Regions from separate parts of the Homo sapiens genome. Here region 2 is linked to region 1. A link is a loop called in an ENCODE intact Hi-C map of the cell type or tissue named here. Cell type or tissue: heart left ventricle. All regions are shown on one strand. Links, peaks and the distances in the headings refer to the core of each region. The heading gives the core; the rest is flanking DNA. Region 1 overlaps GALNT17 (polypeptide N-acetylgalactosaminyltransferase 17). Region 2 has its middle 270 kb from the start of GALNT17.

The links. Peaks named below come from ENCODE experiments on the same cell type or tissue, not always from the same donor. Only the 100,000 strongest peaks of a DNase experiment are listed, where the experiment ranks them.
Region 2: a loop joins it to region 1, with 3 times the contacts of the local background. A loop is called at or near these places in 2 of 110 quality-filtered maps.

What each region holds. Positions count from the first base shown.
Region 1 is chr7:71,547,089-71,559,413 of GRCh38, forward strand. All of the region lies in intron 5 of GALNT17 (polypeptide N-acetylgalactosaminyltransferase 17), which reads left to right. Among named protein-coding and RNA genes, the nearest start is that of MIR3914-1, 250 kb to the left of the region's middle. In heart left ventricle, for the core only: no CTCF peak of the experiment used is centred there; no DNase peak of the experiment used is centred there.
Region 2 is chr7:70,858,117-70,870,441 of GRCh38, forward strand. No RefSeq gene overlaps it. Among named protein-coding and RNA genes, the nearest start is that of GALNT17, 270 kb to the right of the region's middle. RefSeq lists enhancers at 38-987, 11,203-11,704. In heart left ventricle, for the core only: no CTCF peak of the experiment used is centred there; no DNase peak of the experiment used is centred there.

The DNA of each region.
Region 1 (12,325 bases), core at 2,960-10,959:
TCAAGTGATTCTCGTGCCTCAGCCTCCTGAGTAGCTGGAATTACAGGCATGCAACACCACACCCAGTCTTATTATTATTATTATTATTATTTTTGAGAAGGAGTTTCATTGTGTCACCCAGGCTGGAGTGCAGTGGCGCGATCTTGGCTCACTGCAACCTCTCCCTCCCGAGTTCAAGCAGTTCTCCTGCCTCAGCCTCCCGAGTACCTGGGATTACAGGCCCCTGTCACCACACCTGGCTAATTTTTGTATTTTAATTGAGACGGGGTTTCACCAGGCTGATCTCAAACTCCTGACCTCAGTGATCTGCCTGCCTTGGCCTCCCAAAGTGCTGAGATTATAGGTGTGAGCCACTGCGCCCGGCCCAGCTAATTTTTAGTAGAAATAGGGTTTCACCATGTTGGCCAGGCGGGTCTGGAACTCCCTGAGCTCAGGTGATCTGCCTGCCTTTCCCTCTCAAAGTGCTAGGATTACAGGTGTGAGGCACCGCACCCAGCCTTAAATTCTGTTTCAAACTTAAGCCCGGCCTCTGGTTTCAGCCTGCAGCAGGAGTGAAACCCGCACTGAGAGAGGAGAGACTGTCACTATTTTCATTGATAATGAAAGCAGTTTTCTAATGATAGAGGAAGCACAATAAAAGCTATCTCATAAATGGCTTTTATTACCCATTGTCTAGTCTTTCCTAAACAATAGGTTATTAGCCATATGTAATAGGGATTGAAGCTAATTGTTTTCCTTATTTTTCAGATAAAGAAATGAGTTGTACACAGTGATTTTTTTAAGGACACTTATAGCACTAATATTGTGTGAATCGATTTAGTTGAGAGCCATGTGAGAGAGTTAAAAGTTCATAGAGGAGTTGGGTGCGGTGGCTCTTGCCTGTAATCCTAGCACTCTGGGAGGGCAAGGCGGGTGGATTGCTTGAAGTCAGGAGTTCAAAACCAGCCTGACCAACATGGTGAAACCCTGTCTTTACCAAAAATAAAAAATTTTTTTTTTTAAAAATTAGCTGGTGTAGTGGCGTGCACCTGTAATCCCAGCTACTTGGGAGGCTGAGGCAGGAAAATCACTTGAATCAGGAAGGTAGAGGTTGCAATGAGCCAAAATCGCACCATTCCACTCCAGCCTGGGCAACAGAGCAGGAGTCTGTCTCAAAAAAAAAAAAAAAAGTTAATAGAAACTGGGTGCTTTGTTCATCTCTTTGTTTTCTTGAGTGGTTGAGATGCATTCCTGTCACACTGTGCCCCCAAATGACAAGGACAGCAATCTTTTTTTATGCTTTCTTGCCCATGGGTTACAGGGGTTTGGCCTTGTGGCCATGGGCCACACCATCTTTTCTTTTGTTGGGAGGAGGGAGGAAACTGGCTGGCCTTAGAGTTCAACATTGACAATCTGGTAGAAGGTAATTGAATCATGGTGGTAGGTTTCTCCCATGCTGTTCTCTTGATAGTGAATAAGTCTCATGAGATCTGATGGTCTTATAAAGGGCAGTTCCCCTGCATACACTCTCTTGCCTGCCACCATGTAAGACATGTCTTTGCTCCTCCTTCACCTTCTGCCACGATCGTGAGGCCTCCCCAGCCATGTGGAACTGTGAGTCCATTAAACCTCTTTGTCTTTATAAATTATTCAGTCTCAGGTATTTCTTCATAGGAGTGTGAAAATGGACTAATACAGTGTCCTGTCTCTTCTTCCTCAGAGCGGACACCTCCAGAAAGGAATGCTTTCATTAAGGAAAAAGGCAGCCAAAATCCTGTTTCCATAGAGTCTTGTTTAATTCTTTGTGTTACATCTCCATGTCATTATCAATGAATCAGCCTCCAGTGAAATAACTGACTGCACTTGTGGTTTACGTCACTGAGCCAGGAAGCCAGGGAGTGGGGTGTGTGGGAGAAACAGCTTTGCTTCTGAGCCTCTGGGGGTTATGGATAGGAATGCCCCTTGCCAGCTACTGGACCTGGTACTGTGGTGGCCTCTGTGTATATCCCTCAGTGTGCTGTGATCTTCAGGAGGGAAGGGATGATAGAGTCCACGTTTCAGCTGGCCTTTCTATTACTCGAGCAGAGTCGCCAGTCTTTCTGGATATATGTTCCTTTGTTGACTTGTTTCTGGAATGGAATTCCATAGGCTTTTAGACCTATATGGCTTGAAGAGGTGATAAAAGAAGGCATCTACAAGACCATTAGAAAAGATCTTGGCTGGGCACGGTGGCTCATTCCTGTATTCCTAGCACTTTGGGAGGCCTAAGGTGGGAAGCTTGCTTGAGCCTAGGAGTTTGAGACCAGCTTAGGCTACATAGTAAGACTCTGTCTCTACAAAAAGTACATGAGTTAGCCTGGCATGGTGGTGCATGCCTGTAGTCCCAGCTACTTAGGAGGCTGAGGCCGGAGGATTGAGGATTGCTTGAGCCTAAGGAGTTTGATGCTGCAGTGAGCTACGATCATGCCATTGCATTCCAGCCTGGGCAACAGAGCGAGACTCTTTCTCATAAATAGATAAATAGGTAGATGAATAAATATATTACAATATACATTAAGACTTCATGTAAGTTTCATTATACCGAAAGAGTAATTGTTTTTTTCTCCTTGAGTTGTGTTAGAAAAAGTTCTTTTCTGTTATCACAGCTTAGTATATGCCAGGCCCAGGAGGGAATGGGGTCATACCAAGCCCCTGGAAGAATTTTGGAGGAAAAAGAATCTTGTTCTGTTTCATGGGTCTTCTGGGAATGCAGAAGAGGAGGATCCGAGGGAAAGGAGGTTCTGAGAGAAAGTAGATTCTCTCCGTAAAAGCATCCAGAGAAAGCGTGTGGCTTTCTCAGCTATATTCTGACCCTGCTCAAGTAATAACCATGTTTCAACCTAAAACCGTCTCCTGCTTGTCTTTCAATGCACAGAGCTCAACATACTTTAAAGACAGAATAATTAGAATGTACTATGTACAAAATAACTACTAGCTCAGATGAGTCCTGCCCCAATTTAAAATTGAGAACAGTGAGTGCTAGTGTTATGTTTTTAAATGAAACTAAGCAAAACCACTTCTTTTCTGATTATAAAAGTCAACAGGTTCATTGTAAAGGCATGGGAAAAAATTTAAAGAAGAAAATAAAAGTATCCCACAACCTTACAACCTAGAAATAATGATAGGTAACTGGTTTAGCATATTACCTTTTATTGACCTGTATATAAATAAATATTGGGTCATACATAGCTATGATTGTGTTTTGACTTTATAACTAGCATTATTACATGAGCTTTTTATTATATCATTCAGTTGTTTTTTGTTTTTTTGTGTGTGTTTTTTTTGTTCTTTTGAGATGGAGTCTCGCTCTGTCCCCCAGGCTGGAGTGCAGTGGCGTGATTTTGGATCACTGCAACCTCTGCCTCCCGGGTTCAAGCAATTCTCCTGCCTCAGCCTCTTGAGTAGCTGGGACTACAGGCCTGTGCCACTATGCCCAGCTAATTTTTTTGTATTTAATAGAGACAGGATTTTGCCATATTGGCCAGGCTAGTCTTGAACACCTGAACTTAAGTGATCCACCCACCTCGGCCTCCCAAAGTGCTGGTGGGATTACAGACGTGAGCCACCATGCCCAGCCTTCATTCAGTATTCTTTATATGATGTTTTAATAGCTGCATTCATTTTATCATGGACTGTGCCAAAATATACTTAATTATATCCCAATTGATATAAATTTAGAAGATTTTAATTTTTTCATTATGATCGATAATATTTTGATTTAAAGTTTTGTACAAAAACTTTTTTTAAATCTCTGATTTTTTTTATTTCCTCTTCTGGCTTTTTACAAGATTTTGCCTTTGTTTTTAAATTTCCCATTATGATGTATCTAAGGATAGATTTCTTTTTATTTGTTCTGCTTGAGATTTGTTGAGCTTTGAATATATGTGTTCATTTCCTTCCTCAATTATGGGACATTCTTATCTATTATATCTTCTAATATTTCTTCTGCCCTGTTTACTGTCCTCTGGGATTTCACAAACTGGTGTCAGATCTTATCATTGTATTATTTATGTTGCCTACCCTCTTTTATTTATTCTTCATCTTTTTCTCCCTCTGTGCTTCATTCTTCATAGTTTCTTCTGTCTTAGCCTCTAGTTCATTAATGCTCTCTTCAGCTGTGTCTAATCTGCTGATAAATGATCCACTGAGTTCTTAATTTTTGAACTTTTTGATTTTAGATTTTTCTCTTTTTCCTTTTTCAAATATGTTGTGCTACTTTTTGTGATTTCCAGTTTCCTGCCAAAAATTTTAAGCTTGCTTTTTAATTTTCTTAAGCACAGTAAACATAGATGTTTTCCAATAAGTCTGATAGTTCCAGTATCTGGAAGTCCTGTGCCTCTCTTTTGTTGTCTGTTATTTTCATGCAAGTCTAACTTTTGGCCTCTTGATTCCTAATGCTTTTGATTGTCTTTGATTAGGTGTTAGAGATGTTAGCTACTGTGTTTGAAAAAGTTATGTATAGCCTGGGCAACATAGTGAAATACTGTCTCTTAAAAAAAATACAAAAAGAAATTAGCCAGGTGCATGGCACAGACCTGTAGTCCTAGCTACTTGGAAGGCTAATGCACTGGAGCCTGGGAGGTTGACGGTACATTGAGCTATGATCACACCACTGCACTCCAGCCTAGGGGACAGAGTGAGACCCTGTCTCAAAAAAAAAAAAAAAAGAGAGAGAGAGAGAGCGGGAAAGCAAGAGTTATTTGTCAAGTTAATTTGTAACCGAGGACGGTGTTACCTGCCTCTAGTGAGAATTTTTGTTTACTTCTGCCAAGAGCACAGGAGTGCTCACAGCCTCTGATTCCCTTAATGGAAATGCAAGGTGTGAGATTTTCTGGGCTTCCCAGAGGAAATGAAGTGAGCTTGCAGTTTGGGAGAGAGGCCAGGTTGACTTTCAGGTTGCTCTTTTTATTTATTTATTTATTTATTTATTTATTTATTTATTTATTTATTTATTTTGAGTCAGGGTGTTGGTTTGTCACCCAGGCTGGAGTACAGTGGTGTGATCTTGGGCCACTGCAACCTCCACCTCCTGGGTTCAAGCAATTCTCATGCCTCAGCCTCTTGCATAGCTGGGACTACAGGAGCATGCCACCACACTTGTCTAATTTTTGTATTTTTAGTAGAGACGGGGTTTGGCCATGTTGGCCAGGCTGGTCTTGAACTCCTGGCCTCAAACAATCCACCCACCTTGGCCTCCCACAGTGCTAGGATTACAGGCGTGAGCTGCTGTGCCTGGCATATAGCACTTGTTATATGCTAGGAAGGCACTTTACAAATTCTGATACTTTTAGTTCTCCTAAGAACCTTATACAGTAGGTACCGTGCCTGGCTGTGACTCTTTTTTTTTTTTTTGAGATGGAGTCTCACTCTGTTGCCCAGGCTGGAGTGCAGTGGTGTAATCTCGGCTCATTACAGTCTCTGCCTCCCAGGGTCAAGTAATTCTCCTGTCTCAGCCCCCCTCGTAGCTAGGACTACAGGCCCGTGCCACCACACCCGGTTAATTTCTTGTATGTTTAGTAGAGACAGGGTTTCACCATGTTGTCCAGGCTGGTCTCAAACTCCTGACCTTAGGTGATCCGTCCGCCTCGGCCTCCCAAAGTGCTGGGATTACAGGAGTGAGCCACTGTGCCCGGCCCACCAGGTTACTCTTAAGGGCAGACTTTTTGTATTTTAGCCAAAAATGAAGGGTGGTTTACCAGGTTGCCCATTATTAGTGGGCACTGAAACCCAACTCTCGGCTTTCTGGCCTTTTGAGGTGGCTAGAAGTGCAACCCAGCCTCTCAGTCCCGCTTTATGGACTGGAACACACCTCAAGGTAGAAGGAAACCCAGTTGCTGGGCATCTGTCTCCCTTTTCTAGTCTCGGCCAGAGTTCAACCTAATAATTTTCATTTTGTTCATCTACAGTGGTTTTATTAAGATCAAAAAATTTTATCCAGGCTGGTGTGGTGGCTCATGCCTGTAATCCTAGCACTTTGGGAGGCCAAGGTGGGCGGATTGCCTGAGCTCAGAAGTCTGAGACCACCCTGGGCAACATAGCAAGACTTTCTCTCTTAAAAAAAAATGCAAAAATTATCTGAGTGTAGTGGTATGTGCCTGTAGTCCCGGCTACTTTGGGGGCTGAGGTGGGAGGATTGCTTGAGCCCAGGAGGTTGAGACTACAGTAGGCTATGTTCGCACCACCTCCCTCCAGCCTGGGGGACAGAGCAAGACCTTGTCTCTTTAAAAAAAAAAAAATTTTCCAGCTTTTTTAGTTTTTTTAGGCTATAGAGTTGGTCCAAATTACATCATCTGACAGTCTCAGAGGCAGAAGTCATTATTATCCTTTATGATAAATTCCTAAGAGTAGAATTTCTAGGTCTAAGACATGTTTATTTTTAAGACTTACGAGACAGACTGCCAAATTACTTTCCAGAAAAGTTGTTTTTCATATTGAATCCTTGTTCTTTTTCTTCCCTTCTCCTAAGTATCTGTTGGTGTCTCAAAGTTCTGTTCATTCTTCTACAGTAATTTAAAACCTGTAACACAATTTAAATTTTAGTTGCAAGTCAGATGTAAGAAAGGGTGACTTTATTTTTCCAAATAAGAATTCAACTTGCTCTCCAGCCCTCGTGTTCACTGATGATGGAAAAGAAAACTAATCTTTTTGTTTCAAGGTAACTCAGTTTCTTCCCATTGAAAACTCCATCTCTTTCAGGACAATTGCTCCATTAAATCAAGATTTTGACAGGCTGTTATTTGTTAAGGGTCGCTCTTCCCCCTTGAAAGTTCTCCCTCTCCCAGCTTTCCTCTTAAATAGTGCCTGGAAGCAAGGGGAGCTGGTGCTGCCTTGGGGCAACGAGAGAGGTGTCTGGGCTGCGCCTGTCTTCTGGGACCTTTCTGGCTTCTGTTGACACCTCCCAATCTTGAGTTTTGTCCCTTCTGTATTCATAGCCGATGCCCTTGGCCCTGCTTCTGAACTTCAGGCAAGATATCCACCCAGTGGGTACCCTCCTGTCCCCTGACTCCCTTTGTGAACCAACCTGTCTAGTTCTTTGCTTCCTGATATGGTTTGGTTCTGTCCCCACCCAAATCTCATCTTGAATTGTACCTCCTGTGTGTCGTGGGAGGGACCCAGTGGGAGGTAGTTGAATCCTGGGGACGGGTTTTTCCCATGCTGTTCTCATGATAGTGGATAAATCTCGTGAGATCTGATGGGTTTATGAAGGGCAGTTTCCCTGCACACTCTCTGTTGCCTGCCACCATGTAAGACGTGACTTTGTTCCTCCTTTGCCTTTCGCCATGATGGTGAGGCCTCCCAAGCCATGTGGACTGTGAGTCCATTAAACCTCTTTCCTTTATAACTTACCCAGTCTTGGGGTATATCTGTATTAGCAGTGTGAGAACTGACTAATACACCTCCCCTTCGCCTGGGGTACTCAGGAACTTCAGGATTTCCTACAGGCCAGGAGCTGGCTGTGGGCATTTAGAGCATTATTTTAGGTCCTCTCTCTGCCTAAACATCACTCCACCATTCCTGCCCCACTGCCCATAGCACGCTGCAAGACAATTGCCTCCCGCCAGAGTGCTAGGCAGGAAGCAAAACATCCATCTCTTTGCCTTCCCATCCTCAAACCCATTTGCAGATTTCTGTACCCACTCCCTGAATTCCAACGTGAGCAGTAGGGTGAGGCTGAAACTCCCCCAGGAGAGACCTTCTCTTATGTCTGTCTCTTCTGTCTCCAGACTTATTCCCCAGCCCAGGGAGAATTAGCTTCTGTGTGTGTCTGTTTTGCATTGCTCTAAAAGAATATCTGAGGCTGGATAATTTATAAAGAAAAGAGGGTTATTTGGCTTACGGTTCTGCAGGTTGTACAAGAAGCATGGTGCCAACATCTGCTTGGCTTCTGGTGAAGGCTTCAGACATCTTCAGTCATAGTGGAAGGGGAAGGGGGAGCCAGCATTACGTGGTGAGAGAGGGAGCAAGAGAGACAAGGGAGGTCCTAGAGTCTTCGTTAACAACCAGATCTTGCTGAACTCATTACCACAGGGAAGGCACCAAACCATTCATGAGGGGTCTGCCCTCATGACCCAAACAGGTCCCATCAGGCCCCACCCACAACTCTGGTGATCACATTTCATCATGAGATTTGGAAGGGACTGACATCCAAATTATATCAGTCTTTTGGGGCACTGGAACTTTCCCATATGTCAGTACTTCTCAACCCTGATTGTGCTTTAGAATCAAATATGGATGTCGACCAATCAAACCAGTGTCTGGGAGTGTGCCTGAACAGAGGTCATTTTTCAAGATTCCCCAGGTGATCCTAAAGTGAGCCAGCAGTGAGCCCAGCAGCTTTGTCTTACTGAACTCATTACCATGGGGAGAACGCCAAACCATTCATGAGGGGTCTGCCCTCATGACCCAAACAGGTCCCATCAGGCCCCACCTATAACACTGGTGATCACATTTCAACATGAGATTTGGAAGGGAGAAACATCCAAATTATATCAGCCTTTTTTGGCATTGGAACTATCCCATATGTCAGTGATTCTCAACCCTGGTTGTGCTTTAGAATCAAATATGGATGTAGACCCATCATCAAACCAGTGTCTGGGAGTGCACCTCAACACAGGCAAGTTTTCAAGATTCCCTCGTTGATCCTAAGGTGAGCCAGCAGTGAGCCCCACGGCTTTGTCACAACCGCCATCCTCTGGCTTCACCGGTCTGCTGTCCTTAATATCTAAAGGGAGGCTTTTGGAATTTAGCAAATGCTTTCTGTCTCTGATGCACGGCTCGTGCGCTTGAAATCCGGGCTTAGGGACTATTGCTTCAGCAGTTAACGTCAGGAATCTATTTTATAGTCACAACAGAAAATTAACATCTCCTTTGCTTTTCTTTCTATCTCAGCTCTGACAGTCTTCCCCTAGATCAAGGCTAATGACTGCCTCTGGATGAGATGGCAAGTCCAGCATAGAAAAAGCCCATTCATAAGTTTCAAAATAAATTATTATACTCTTTTATTTGACTACTTTCTTACAACTATTTTGCTGCTACTGTAGCCCTTAAATACGCAAGGCCATCAGAAAGCTGTCTTCTTACCTGAATCTCATTTGGTTCCGAGAACAATTGCTGTCACCTGACTGTCCTTGGGTAAACATCATAGGCCAATGCTGAGAAGTGTTTTAAAAATCAGATTTGTGGAGCTTATTGTATTTGCTGAAGTGGTGTTAAGGAGACTTGGTTAAGGAGACCAAGTCACTCAGTAGAGAAATTTCTCTTGGGTCTTAGTGATCAAGTAACTATCTTTCTCTTATTAAAAATCTTTTAGACACTGCAGATCCAGCCAACGGTTCTGTCTACAGTGGGGATGAAAGAGCTTGGAGCTGAGTTTGTGGCCCACTGTTATTAAATATGTAATATGTCAGAGCCTGCATTTTGTCTGCTAAACTCACCCTCGGCATCATCTTTTTTATTTTTTTATTTTTTGAGACAGAGTCTTACTTCATCACCCAGGGTAGAGTGCAGTGGCGCTCTGCTCTCGGCTCACTGCAGCCTCTGCCTCCTGGGCTCAAGTGATTCTCCTACCTCAGCCTCCCGAGTATCTGGGACTACAAGCTCGAGCCACCACACCCAGCTATTTTGTTTTGTTTTGTTTTGTTTAGAGACAGGGTTTCACCATGTTGGCCAGGCTGGTCTTGAACTCCTGATCTCAGGTGATCCACCCACCTTGGCCTCCCAAAGTGCTGGGATTACAGGCATAAGCCACTGCGCCTGGCCCCCTTGACATAATCTTATTTTGCTCTTTGTCCTCTAATTCCCAATTAATTATTTTTATTTTTAACCTTTTTAAAGTGACCGGTTCTTTCTCTGTGGCCCAGGCTGTAGACTCCTGGGCTCAAGCAATCCTCCCTCCTCAGCCTCCAGAGTAGCTGGGATTACAGGTGCACACCACCAAACCCAGCTAATTTTTTTTTTTTTTTTTTGGGGAGAGATAGGGTCTCTCTATGTTGCCTCACTGGTCTCAAATTCCTGGCCTGAAGCAGTCCTTCTACCTCAGCCTCCCAAAGCTCTAGGATTACAGGCGTGAACCACCACATCTGGTATTAATTACTTTCTTTTCATTTTGTTTTATCCCATAGTGCCTGCATTGATATAGGATGTCCTAAAACATTCTCAGAAAACTTCTCCACCATGCAAAAATCTCAATACTCTTTCTTTCTTTTTGGAACCCTGTCAGTGTTGCTAGCCTGATGCCATTCTCGAATGTACATCCTAAAGCTTTTATCAAAGTTGTTCTTGCATCAGCCCTGGAAGTTGAAGAGGGATTATTGCCCTCCTTTTACAGATGAAGAGGAGGCTGATCCATCTTTCAAGACTTTCTCTTCACATGAGTCCCCATTCATTCTTTCAAAGTTACCTTCCTAGCTGGGTGCAGTGGCTCATGCCTGTGATCTAGCAATTTGAGAGGCTGAGGTAGGTGGATCACCTGAGGTCAGGAGTTCGAGACCAGCCTGGCCAACATGATGAAACCCTGTCTCTAATAAAAAATAAAATTAGCCAGGCCCGGTGGCGTGTGCCTGTAATCCCAGATACTCGGGAGGCTGAGGCAGGAGAATCGCTTGAACCCGGGAAATGAAAGTTGCAGTGAACCGAGATCGCGCCACTGCACTCCAGCCTGGGTGACAGAATGAAACTCTTAAATACCCGGGCGCAGTGGCTCACATCTGTAATCCCAGCACTTTGGGAGGCCAAAGCAGGCGGATCACTTGAGGTCAGGAGATCGAGACCATCCTGGCTAACATGGTGAAACCCCATCTCTACTAAAAATAACAAAAATTAGCCGAGCATCGTGGTGGGTGCCTGTAATGTCAGCCACTCAGGAGGCTGAGGCAGGAGAATGGTTTGAACCCAGGAGGCAGAGATTGCAGTGAGCTGAGATCACGCCACTGCACTCCAGCCTGGGCCACAGAGCGAGACTCTGTCTCAAAAACAAAACAAAACAAAAACACAATCACCTTTCTGCCAGTCTCTCCCAGTCCAGAGACTGTACTCTCCTCCACGGCTTCATCTTCTAGCACAGAGGTTGGTGAAATTTTTCTCTGATTGGCTGGATAGTAAATCCAGGCAAAATCAAGGATATTATGTGGGTACTTATAAACAAAGTGCAAAACCTGATTTCTACAAATATTTTATTGACAAAATCCAAAATGTAACATTAATGAGTCTAGGTTTTTTTTTTGGTAATCTGGGTCTACTAATGAGAACATTTGAATTTTCGTGTGTACAGGTGACATGTTGCTTTGTTTAGGTTCAAAGTTAGTGTTCCCATCATCATCATCAAATCAGTTATAAGTGTTCATCTGTTAAAAAAAATCCTTAATTCTCTGGCCAGACAAAAACAGGCAGTGTAGTTTGCTGATGATGCCTGTTCTAGACCTTTCTCTTTTTCTTTTCCCCAAATGTTCACTCAACCATGTCTCATCTCACAAGATAGCTAACCAGACACTTTAAAATATATATACACAGTATATATAAAGTGTCGATGGCTGACAACAGCTTAATGTGTCACCACTTCTTAAGAAGCATAGTGCATTTACAAAAACACTCTTCCAAGGCTTATTTGCAAATCAGTTTCTCAAAGCTTCAAGGAAATATGATTACCAAAAAGTAAAAGTATTATCCCGAGAAAATTGCTTATAGGGAATATCTTACTAGGGAGTTTCGATGTGGATCTTTGTTTTAATAAAACAAGCCCAGACAGAAATCAGTCAGCCAAGGAAATGAGTTTTGAGACTGGCAACTTCAGTCACCACTGGCGTTTTTTTCTGCATCTGTGAAAATTCACACCCCACAGAGATGAGGCTTCCTTTATCCTACAAAAGGAAATGCTCTTAATTCCTTGACAGTTCCCTTTCCAATCTGAAGGAAGTTGTTGTTTCAGCATGAATTATCTTTTCAGCAACAAAGGTGAAAGTGCTACTTCCACTTAAAGGCAAAGCACTGGCCTTTGGGTCCTATTTTCTTGTGAGATTATTTGTGAGCTGGATGCAGTGTTTGATTGTTTTAAAAGGCAGCCGACTTGTCCTTTTGGTATTTATATGTATAGCAGAGGCAATTGGAACTCTGGGCATTAAATTACCGTAATGTGCCAGTTGAGAATTCTATTCAAGCCAGCCAACTCCTTCCTCAAAATTATATTTTTAGTGTTTAGCAGCTGCAAGTTCCCAGAAATCTTCAAAGTGGGATCACTTATTTCACCCAGTGCAAGAGCTCTTAGCTGCTGCCAGTGTGAGATGATCTGGTCTGGGAGGCAGTTGGGTACCTG
Region 2 (12,325 bases), core at 2,548-10,547, 690 kb before region 1:
AACTCTATTTGCTGGCTCTGCAGCAGCTATTTCAAGTTATGCCAAAGAAATATATTTTGGGGTAAAATATTTTTATTTTCTTCATTAGGTTGGGGTTGAGATCTTTGCTCATTTCCTTTCTCTTCCCATATTGCTTTCAGCATATTGCTCACCTCCTAGGAACTACCGCAGGGTAGAAAACAGCAGGGCCAGCCATCCCCTCATGACAACTAGAATGACAACTACAAGGATGAAGATGGTGGGGCCATGTCAACCTGTGACTCAGCCTGTGAGCCATCAACAGAGAATAAAACCCCCAACCTTATTCCCTGTTGATGGCTCGGAACTATGGTGGACTGCTGTGTGAGAGAGAAATAAGCTTCTATTGTGTTAAGTCACTTAATACATGTTTGAGTCTATCTGTTACACAGCTCAGCCTGTGCTAACCAATGCAAAACTCTAAGTTGTAAATCAAAATTAAGAATTTCTATTTAACGAAGAACTTACAGGCAGAGTTAACAGATTAAAAAATATATTTTTAACATTAAAAACAAACAAGGGATTAATAGTTATTCTAGGTAAGAAATTCCTTTCTAAATGGCATTTTTTTGTCAGAAAAAAAAGAATTTTACATAAGGTTGGAAAGAAATCCAACTAAAGCCTCCTAGAAATCCATTTGAGAAGTGGGCAAATGATAAGAATTCATTGAGGCAGAAATGCAAATGGCTAATGTGAACATGAAGAACTGCTCAACATCCCTAGTGATCACAGAATTTATAACATGAGTGAGATACTATTCACACCAATCAGATTTGGCAGATTTAGAAAGGTAGATAAAGCCAAGTGTTGGTGAGGATAGAGGAACTGGCAATTGATATGTATCCACTGTTGATGGGAGGATATCTTGATGCAGTGTTCAGGGGAGCACCCTGGTAGGAGTTACTGGAATTAAGAATGGGTAGACTGCATGCCCATCAACCCCACTGTATCTCTACAAGGGAGATCCATGTAACAATGTCATCATGGCATTGGTAGTTGAAGTGGGGAGGTAGAGAGAGCCAAATCCCCCTGTTATTAGAAAGGGGTCCTGATCCAGACCCCAAGAGAGGGTTGTTGGATCTTGCACAAGAAGGAAATCAAGGTGAATCCATACAGTAAAATGAAAGCAAGTTTATTAAGAAAGTAAAGGGATAAAGAATGGCTACTCCATAGGCAGAGCAGCCCCAAGGGCTGCTGGTTAACTATATTTAATGTTATCATTCTTTCTTGATTATACGCTAAACAAGGGGTGGTTTATTCATGAGTTTTCCTGGAAAGGGGTGGGCAGTTCCTGTAACTGAGGGTTCCTTCCCTTTTTAGACCATATAGGGTAACTTCTTGGTGTTGCCATGGCATTTGCAAACAGTCATGGCACTGCTGGGACTGTCTTTTGCGTGCTCATGCATTTTAATTAGCATATAATGAGCAATGAGGACAATCAGAGGTGACCTTAGTCGCCATGTTGGTTTTGACAGGATTTGGCTGGCTTCTTTACTGCAACTGTTTTATCAACAAGGTCTTTGCGACCTGTATCGTGTGCTGACCTCCCATCTCATCCTGTGACTTAGAATGCCTTAATTTCCCTGGAATGCAGCCCAGTAAGCTTCAGTCTTATTTACCCAGCTCTTATTCAAGATGGAGTAGCTCTGTTTCAAACAGCTCTGACACTCCTGACACAGGATTAATATATAGCACAGAACAATAAACCACGCTAAACGACAAGCAGCATTGAGTGAAACAGCACAACAAACAGAAGGAGATACTTACATAAACTGAAGATAAATGCATACACAAAACAGCAACACACACACACACACACACACACACACACACACACACACACACACACACAGAGGAACATATATCCAAAGATACATTAAACCCATCAGGATGGATGCTTCTGGTGGTGGGGTCTGGAGAGTGGGAGGGGAGTGAAGAGAGGCCACTGTCAGGCCTCTGAGCCCAAGCTAAGCCATCATATCCCCTGTGACCTGCACGTCTACATCCAGATCTCCTAAAGCAACTGAAGATCCACAAAAGAAGTGAAAATAGCCTTAACTGATGACATTCCACCATTGTGATTTGTTTCTTCCCCACCCTAACTGATCAATATACTTTGTAATCTCCCCCACCCTTAAGAAGGTTCTTTGTAATTCTCCCCACCCTTGAGAATGTACTTTGTGAGATCCATCCCCTGCCCGCAAAACATTGCTCCTAACTCCACTGCCTGTCCCAAAACCTATAAGAAGTAATGATAACCCACCACCCTTTGCTGACTCTCTTTTCGGACTCAGCCAGCCTGCACCCAGGTGAAATAAACAGCCTTGTTGCTCACACAAAGCCTGTTTGGTGATCTCTTCACACGGACTCGTGAGACAGCTACTATGTTACGTCAGAATGATTGCAAGCTGAGTGTTAGGATTGGCTTAACTTTCTGCACCCAATATCCTAAGGGAGGAAAAAACCGGACCCTCTAAGGGGAAATATTATCTGTAGGGCCTGATCCCATCATTGGACCCTTCACCCAACGCTGCTGAGTGAGTAGAGGGTTTATTTCATCCTTCCAATTTAGTGATTCAGTAGAGATTTCAAGACTCAAAGCTTAATTAACTCCATTTTAATTGAAGTCATCTTCTCAGTCATGGTGTCTGCACGCAGGACAATTCAGCTTGGCCTCCAAGTGCTTCAGTACAAGGCCCAATTTCTGGCTCAGCCATTAACCAGCCCCAAGTCAGGATAATCAGACAAGTCTTCAATTTGTGGGGATTTTATGGTTGGAATCAGGGTACTTTGACCTCTGGAAGGACAGACCTCTGAGGTGCAAGGATGTTTAATGGTTGCACAGAGAAGACAATCCTACAGAAAAGGCAGTAGTTGGGGCAGTGATTAGGACTCATTTTGGGGTGAGGGTGACAAGCACAGCGATCAACTAGCCTCACAGTCAGCTGTCTGCCTTTCCCGGATGGGTAACTGTCCCTTAATGGGAACTTCTTGTCTTCCAAGGAAGGCTAAGATAGGCAACTTGCTACAGTTTGCCTTAACATCAAAGCATGTCAAAAGGAGAACAATCCCAGTTTAAGAATCAGCCTGGGAGAAGGCAAGGAAGAATTTATAGTTTAGGACAAATTCAAGGACTGTAAATCATCTAATGTGAATATAGCACAGGGAGGTAGTTGGAGACAAGCTTGTCAAATAGGCTGAAGCCAGATTAGACAGGATTTTGGACTTTTTTTCTAGTAGTAGAGAGCCATGCTACTGAACTCTTTCTGAGAGAGGGATATTAGCTCACATGCTTTGGAAGGACAACTGACCACTCCAATCCTGGCTTCCCTTTGTTGTCATGGACTACAGGCCAGAATTCTATTTGGGAGTTGTGGCAGATTGTATTTTCCATAAATAGCTGCACCAATGCTTCCTGTCCATATGTTCTTCTCATTTTGATATTCCTCCTATCAAGAGTTGGGGTCTCCATTCTCTGTCCTTGAATCTGGACACTCTTATGACTATGGCAGAACTGATGCTATGTGACTTCCAAGGCTAGGTGGTAAAAGGTGATACAGATACACCCAGCTGCCATGATGTGAGGAAGCCCAAGCAAACACGAGGAGAGGCCACATATAGTTTTTCCAACTGATATCTCAACAAGGCCTCAGTCAACAGGCATCATCAGCTGCCAGAAATGTGGGTGAACAAGCCCTCATATGATTCCAGTCCCCTTCCACTGGGTCACCCTTAATCTTCAAGCTGAAGTCTCAGACGACATGGAGTAGAGACAAGACAGTCCCACTGTGCCCTGTCCAAAGTCCTGCCCCACAGAGTATGGGAGCAGAATAAAATAGTTGTTGTTTAATGCCACTAAATTTGGAGTTGATTGTTATGCAGGAATAGATAGCGAGAAGCCTGGGCATGGTGGCTCACACCTGTAATCCCAGCACTTTGGGAGGCTGAGGCAGGAGGATCCCTTGAGCTCAGGAGTTCGAGACCAGCCTGGGCAACATGGTGAAACCCTGTCTCTATCCAAAAATACAGAAAAAATAGCCAGGTGTGGTAGTGCACACCTGTAGTCCCAGCTACTTGGGAGGCTGAGCTGGGAGCATTGCTTGAGCTGGGGAGGTTGAGGTGGCAGTGAGCCAAGATTGCGTCAATGTTCTCCAAGCTGTGTGACAGAGTGAGACTCTGTCTCAAAATAAATAAATAAATAAATAAAAATAAAAACTAAAAGAAGAGATAGCTAGAACAGAAGCCTATTGCAATAACAAAAGTAGACAAAAAAGGCACAGATAGTCTTGAGGAAAAGCAGGATACTGAGACCTTGTTGGAGTAAATCTGACTAATTGGAGATGGGGAAGGGGTTTCTAAGATGAACAAATGACTGGCACAAGTGATCTGCCATTGATTGAAATAAAAAACTGGAAAGGGGAGCAGAAAAGAGAGTCCTTTTGCATTTGAATATGTTGATTGTAAATTGGCTGGATATTTCTATGGGCAGATAGGGAGGTTTGGGAAATGATGGAGTTTGGAGGCTCTTCAGCCTCTCAGTGTCTTTAGAGCCCTGGAAAAGACTAGCTCACCCAGAGGAGGAGCATCAAAGTTTGGAAAAAGAGAAGAGAATTCAGAAGAGGTCTTTGGGGAGAGTGACCACACCAACAACTCTATCTATTAGAGTTGGTTTTCTTTGGTTATCCATTCCTGCAAAACAATCAACTCCAAATTTCAATAATAATAATTTATTTTGCTCCCAGGCTCTGTGGGGTAGGACTTTGGGCAGGGCACAGTGAGATTGGCTTGTCTCTGCTCCATGGTATCTGAGACTTCAGCCTAAAGACTAAGGGTGACCTAATGGCAGAGGACTGGAATCATCTGAGGGCTTGTTTACCCACATGACTGGCAGTTGATGATACTTGTTGATTGAAATCTTTTTGAGCTATCAGTTGGAAAAACTATATGTGGCCTTTCCTCATGTTCACTCGGGCTTCCTCACATCATGGCAGCTGGGTGCCAGGAGCAAGCATTCCAAGTGAACCAGGTAGAACTGTATCACCTTTTATCACCTAGCCTTGGAAGTCACATAGCATCACTTCTGCCATAGTCATAAGAGTCTCTAGATTCAAGGAGAGAGAATACAGATACCAACTCTTGATAGGAGGAATGTCAAAGTGAGAAGAACATATGGATGGGAAACATTGGTGCAGCTATTTATGGAAAATACAATCTGCCACAATTCCCAAATAGAATTCCAGCCTGTAGTCTCTGACAGCAAAGGGAAACCAGAATTGGAGTGGTCAGTTGTCCTCCTGAAGTATATGAGCTAATGTCCTTCTCTCAGAAAGAGTTCAGAGTTCAGGGAGCAGGGAGAAGAGAAGGAGGAACCAGTAAAATAATGAGAGTAGGTCGATGGAAAACCAAGAGAGCATCCACAGTGTCTATGATGCACAGAGAGCTGGTGGGGGAAAGTAGGAAGAAGCAGTAGACAACAGAGCATCAGTTTGGCTTCAAGTTATTCAACATCCTCTCAGATTTAAATCATAAAAATTGATTGCTTGCTGGGCATGGTGGCATGTGCCTGTAATCCCAGTTACTTGGGAGGCTTAGGGGAGAGGATGGCTTGATGCCAGGAGTTCAAGACCAGCCTGGGCAACCTAGCAAGACCCCGTCCCTAAAAAGATAATAATAAAATAAATGGATTTCTGCCATTATCATTGTTTAGTACCAGCTGTATGCTAGAGACTGGGCTAAGTGTGCTACATGTGTTATTCTGCATACTCTTTATTCTTCTAACATATTTTGCATATTTTATGTTATCCTCATAACAGCCCTGTGAGGCTGGGGGTTCTGACTGGTGAGGAATCCAAGGTCCCAAGGTTACATACCAAGTTAGTGCTGGAGCTGGGATTTGAACCTGGCTCTAGTTGGCACCAAAGCTCTTCTATGTCTCTCTTCTCGTCTACTTATATTTCTCTCTTCTTGCTACAGATATTTACTTCTGTATTCTTCTAAGAGGTTTATGGTTTCCCCTTATAAATCTAGTTCTTTCATCTATTTGGAGTTAATTCCTGTGAATGATGTGAGATAGGGGTCTAGCTTCATTCTTTTGTTTGTGGACATCCAGTTGTCCCAGCTTCATTTATTTGTATTAAGGCTTTTAATCTTCTCATCCACTTCCCTCCCTCCCCACTCCAGCCCTTGGCAACCACGAATCCGCTTTCTGTCTCCATGGATTTTTCCATTTTGGACATTTTATATAAATGAAATCCCACAATATGTGCTCTTTTGTGACTGGCTTCTTTCACTTGGCATGATGTTTTTGAGGTTCGTTCAGGTTGTTGCATGGGTCCGTACTTTATTCCTTTTCATGGCTGAATAATATTCCATTATGTGGATAGTCTATTATACATTTTGTTTATCCACTTAACTGTTGATGGGCATTTGGGTTGTCTCCACTTTTTGGCTATTGTGAGTGGTGGTGCTGTGAACATTTGTGTACAAGTTTTGGTGTGAACATCTCTTTCAATTTTCTTGGGTACCTAGGAGTGAGATTGCTGGGTCATATGGTAAACTCTATGGTTAACTGTTTGAGAACTGCCAAGCTGTTTTTCCAAAGCAGCTGCATCATTTAACATTCCCTCAAGCCATGTAGGAGGGTTTGAATTTATCTGCATCCTTGCCAATGCATCTTATTGTCTGTCTTTTTTATTAGAATCATCCTGGTGGATATAAAGTGTATCACTGTGGTTTGATTTGCATTTCCCTAATGACTAATGATGCTGAGCATCTTTTCATGTACTTATTGGCCATTTGTATATATTCTTTGGAAAAATATCTATTCAGATCTTTTGCTTATTTTAAAATTGGGTTAATTGTCTTTTTATTGTCAAGTTGTAAAAATTCATTATATACCAGATGCAAACCTCTTATCAGACATATGATTTGCAATTATTTTCTTCTATTCTGTGGGTCATCTTTGCATTTTCTTGATGGTATCATTTGAAGCACAATATTTTAAAATTTCAGTAAAGTCCAATTTGTCTGTTTTTTCATTTGTCACTTGTACTTGTGTAGACACATCTAAGGAGGTTTTGCTTAACTCGAGGTCATGAAGATTTGCTTCTGTATCCTTCTAAAAGTTTTATGGCTTCCATTCTTAAATTGAGCTCTTTCATCCACTTGGAGTCAATTTCTGTGAATGGTGTGAGGTAGGATCCAACTTCATTCTTTTGTTTGTGGACATCCAATTGTCCCAGTATCATTTGTTTGTATTAATGCTTTTCATCTTCATATCCATTTTATGTAGAGGTGCATTATTATCCCATTATATAGATGGGTAAACAGAGATGCATAGCAGTTAAACAACTTCTGCAGTATCATCCCAGCTGGTCAGTGGCAGAGACTGGATTTGAGTCAGGCAGTTTGTATCTGAGCCTGTGTTATATGGCCTCACAACATGCCTCCTTATCTTTTGTTAATTTTTTTTTTTTATGTTTTAGTTTTAGAGACAGGGTCTTGCTCTTTCACTCAGGCTGGAGTGCAGTGGCACAATTATAGCTTACTGTGCCTCAAATCCCTGGGCTCAAGCGATCCTCCAGCCTCAGCCTCCTGAGTAGTTGGGACTATAAGCACGTGTCACAACATCTGGGTAATTTAAAATATTTTTTTGTAGAAATGAGTTCTTGGTATGTTGCCTGGGATGGTCTCAAACTGCTGGGCTCAAATAATCCTCCTACCCTAACCTCCCAAGTAGCTAGGGCTACAGGTGTGCACCACCACCTCCAGCTAGTTTTTTAATTTTTTGTAGAGATAGGGTCTTGCTATGTTGCCCAGGCCTCAATCTTGAATTCTGGCCTCAGGTGAGCCTTACCACTTGGCCTTCCAAAGTGCTGGGATTACAGGCATGAGCCTCCACATCTGGCCCAACATGCCTTTTTGAATACAGGTACTGGAGGTTGAAAGTAGAGAAGGTGATCTTGTGCCATCCTGCATTGCTGTAGGACTGCAGAAGTGATGGCTACAGCTTCATCCTTTGAGACCTGGAGTGCCAGGACACCCAGGCTCCCTGCAGCAACAGTGTGTGAGAAATGGCCACAGCCTGACACCCGAGGCCATTGGTGTAGGAGGCATGTCCACCATGAAAGTATTGGGCTGGTTTCTGCTCACAAGCAGCTCTGCAGCTTGAGGGGTGAGGGGACAAAGTGGCTGTATTAGGGCCTGGGGTTGCTTTGGAGGCCCAGGGCCCCATGGAATATCCCCAAACATGGGGAGAAAGGAGACACTCCCCAGAAACAAGGTGCCCAGACAGTGAGGGGAGCAAATGAGGAGTGGTGTCATTTAGAGCAAAGGAAGAGATAAAATAAATGCACCCTGTGCCTTCATCTGTTTGTCAGCCCTAGCAGAATCCCTTAGACTGGGTAGTTTATAAACTATAGATACTTATTGCTCATGGTTCTGGAGGCTGGGAAGTCCAAGATCAAGTCCAGATCATGCCCAAGATCAAGGTGCTTGCAGATTCTGTGTCTGGTGAGGGCCCACTTTGCAGTTCTGAGATGATGCTTTCTTGCTGTGTCCTTACATGGTGGAAGGGACACAAGCTCCCTCAGGCCTCTTTTACTTTTCAAAAATTTTTATTTAGGTTGGTGCAAATGTGATTGCAGTGTTTGCAATTACTTTTAATGGCAAAAACCACAATTACATGTGCAGCAACCTAATAATTTTAATTTTTATAGGTACATAGATGGTGTATATATTTATGGCATACATGAGATATTTTGATTCAGGCACACAATGTGAACTAATCATATCAGAGTAAATGGTGTATCCCTTACCTCAAGCATTTAGCATTCTTTTTGTTACAGATGTTTGAATTATATTCATAGTTATTCTAAAATGTAAAATAAATTATTGTTGTCTGTAGTCACCCTGTTGTGCTATCAAATACTAGATTTTTTTTTCTTTTTTAAGATGGTATCTCTCTCTGTTGACCAGACTGGAGTGCAGTGGCACGATTTCAGCTCACTGCAACCTCTGCATCCTGGGTTCAAGTGATTCTCCTTCCTTAGCCTCCAGAGTAGCTGGGATTACAGCGACCCACCACCATGGCCTGGCTAATTTTTGTATTTTTAGTAGAGACAGGGTTTTGCCATGTTGACCAGGCTGCCAGGCTGGTCTTGATCTCCTGACCTTAGGAGATTCACCTGCCGCAGCCTCCCAAACTGCTGGGATTACAGGTATGAGCCACTGTGCCCGGCCAAGATCTTATTTATTCTATCTAACCATATTTTTATAACCATTTACCATTCCCCTCCGGACTACCCTTCCCAGCCTCTGGTAGCCATCATTCTACTCTCTATCTCCATGAGTTCAATTGTTCTAATTTTTAGCTTCCACAAATAAGTGAGAACATGTGACATTTGTCTTTCTGTGCCTGGCTCATTTTACTTAACACAAAGTCCTCCCGTTCCACCCATGTTGTTGCAAATGACAGGATCTCATTATTTTTTGGGCTGAATAATACTCCATTGTGTTTAAGCACCACGTTTTCTTTATCCATTCGTCTGTTGATGGACACTTGGATTGCTTCCAAATCTCGGCTACTGTGAACAGTGCTGCAACAGACATGGGAGTGCAGATGTCTCTTTCATATAGTGATTTCCTCTGGTAGGTATACACCCAGGAGTGGGATTGCTGGATCACATGGAGGTTCTGTTATTTTCAGTTTTCTGAGGAACCTCCATTCTGTTCCCCATCGTGGTTGTACTAATTCACATTCTCACCAACAGTGTACCAGGGTTCCCTCTTCTCCTCATCCTCGCCAGCATTCATTATTGCCTGCCTTTGGGAGCTTGGGTCTCTTTTAGAATGGCACTAATCCCATGCACAAGGGTTCCACTTTCATCAACTAATCATCTCCTAAAGACTCAATTTTTTTTTTTTTTTTTGAGACAGATTCTCACTCTGTAACCCAGGCTGGAGTGCGATGGTGCAATCTCAGCTCACTGCAACCTCTGCCTCCCGAGTTCAAACGATTCTCCTGCCTCAGCCTACCAAGTAGCTGGGATCACAGGTGCGTGCCACCACACCCAGCTAATTTTTGTATTTTTAGTGGAGACAGGGGGTCACCATGTTGGCCAGGCTGGTCTTGAACACCTGACCTCAGGTGATCTGCCTGCCTCGTCCTCCCAAAGTGCTGGGATTACATATGTGAGCCACTGCACTTGGCCAAGACTCTACCTCTGATAGGGATAAGGTTTGAACATACAAATCTGGGGAGATGCAAACATCCAGGCCATGACACCCTGTGGTTCAGGAGATGGAGACCTGGGCAGTGGCCCCAGCAGAGGCACTTGGCTTGACCCTCCCTGGCTTTGCTGTCCTTATTAGGCTGTTACAAAACTGTTTCCAGGGGGCAGGAGAAGGATGGGTTATGTGGGTCCACTTCATGTGCACCTGCTTGGGTGATGTTTTCCTCCCATCTTTTGTCATCAATAACCAGCTGGAGTAGAGCGCTGTGGGCTGCAAGCTGTCACTGGCTGTGGGCTGGAGGCTAACAGAATGCCATTTCCCGGTGAGCAGACCCCTGGTGTTTGGTGCCCCAGGGCAGCCAGAGGCCAGTGCACGAAGGAAAGGGCAAGGGGTCCTAGGAGCCTCACCCCTCCTGGCAAGGGTTCAATGCTGTGGCTTCCCTAGAATATCTGGCCCTGGACACTTGCTCCACCCTTTACCAGCTTTGCACCCCGCTTTGTGCCTCTGTTTCGTTACTTCTTCTGCAAAATGGGAAAAATAATTGTAAAAAATAAAAATATTGTACCATGTAGTATTGTTGTTTGGATTAAATTAGGTAATACACACAAAGCTCTCGAAAAAGTGCTGGACATGGTGCACCTGTGCAATACGTGTTAGCTGTTATTGCTGATATAATTTTTTTTTTTTTTTTTTGAGACAGGATCTCACTCTGTCACCCAGGCTGGAGCGCAGTGATACAATCTCTGCTCACTGCAACCTCTGCTCCCCTTGACCCCAGGTCTCAAGTGATCCTCCCACCTCAGCCTTCTGAGTAGCTGGGACCACAGGCATGCGCCACCATGCTTGGCTAATTGTTTTGTGTTTTTACAATACAAAAATAAAATTTAGCGACAGGTTTTGCCATGTTGACCATGCTGGTCTTGAATTCCTGAGCTCAAGTGATCCGCCCTGCCTCAGCCTCCCAAAGTGCTGGGATTACAGACACGAGCCACTGCACCCGGCCACTGATATAATTCATAATAATAGGCTTCTTAGCCCAGGCATGAAGGGGCTTGAAGATGACCAGCTCAGCATTCCTGCTGGAAAATTCCAAACTCTTGCTGCCCGCCTAGTCTCGGGAGCACCAAGCAATCTCATCTTCCACATGCAGATGGTTTGCTGTTTTCCAAATTTGTCCACAGATTTCTTCCCCTGTGGAGTTCTCAGCCCTATTTGGCGTGGGAATGTAGTTGCCCAGTGGATTTTGCAGGCACCAGGCCCTGCACAGTGGCTGCAGGGAATCTAATGACCTGAACTCTCAGGTGTCCTAGCCTGGCTCAGTGAGCTGTCTGCTCTTGCAGTCCCATATCTGTGGCTTTGACAGGAGAAACTTATATGAAGATTCCTCATCCAGTCTCAAGACTGGACCTAAAGTAGTCCAAGAGATCTCCAAAATACCCCTCCCAGCTCCTTCCCAGGACCCTTGGAGGCTCTCACCTGGTGCATTTCATTTTTTTTCTTTTTTGGAGACAAAGTTTCACTCTTGCCCAGGCTGTGTGGTGGTGTGATCTTGGCTCACTGCAACCTCTGCCTCCCGGCTCCAAGTGATTCCCCTGCCTCAGCCTCCTGAGTAGCTGGGACCACAGACACATGCCACCACACACAGCTAATTTTTTTTTTTTTAATTTTTAGTAGAGATGGGCTCTCGCCATGTTCGCCAGGCTGGTCTTGAACTCCTGGCCCCAAATGATCCACCCACCTCAACCTCCCAAAGTGCTGGGATTACAGGTGTGAGCCACCACACCTGGCCTGTACTACATTTCTTCTCATGGCCATTTCAATTAAAATTGAGCCTTTACAATTTCCCATCTGTTTCGGGTTGATTTTACGAAACACACCTTATTCGTTTCTAGCTTTCTTGCATTGTTGTCAGAGAAAGAAGCCTGCACCATTGTTTTTTTTTTCCCTCTCTCCAACTTTTATTTTAAGTTCTGGGGTTCACGTGCAGGATGTGCAGGTTTGTTACATAGGTAAACATGGGCCATGGTTGTTTGCTGCACAGATCATCTCACCAACTAGGAATTCAGCTCAGCAT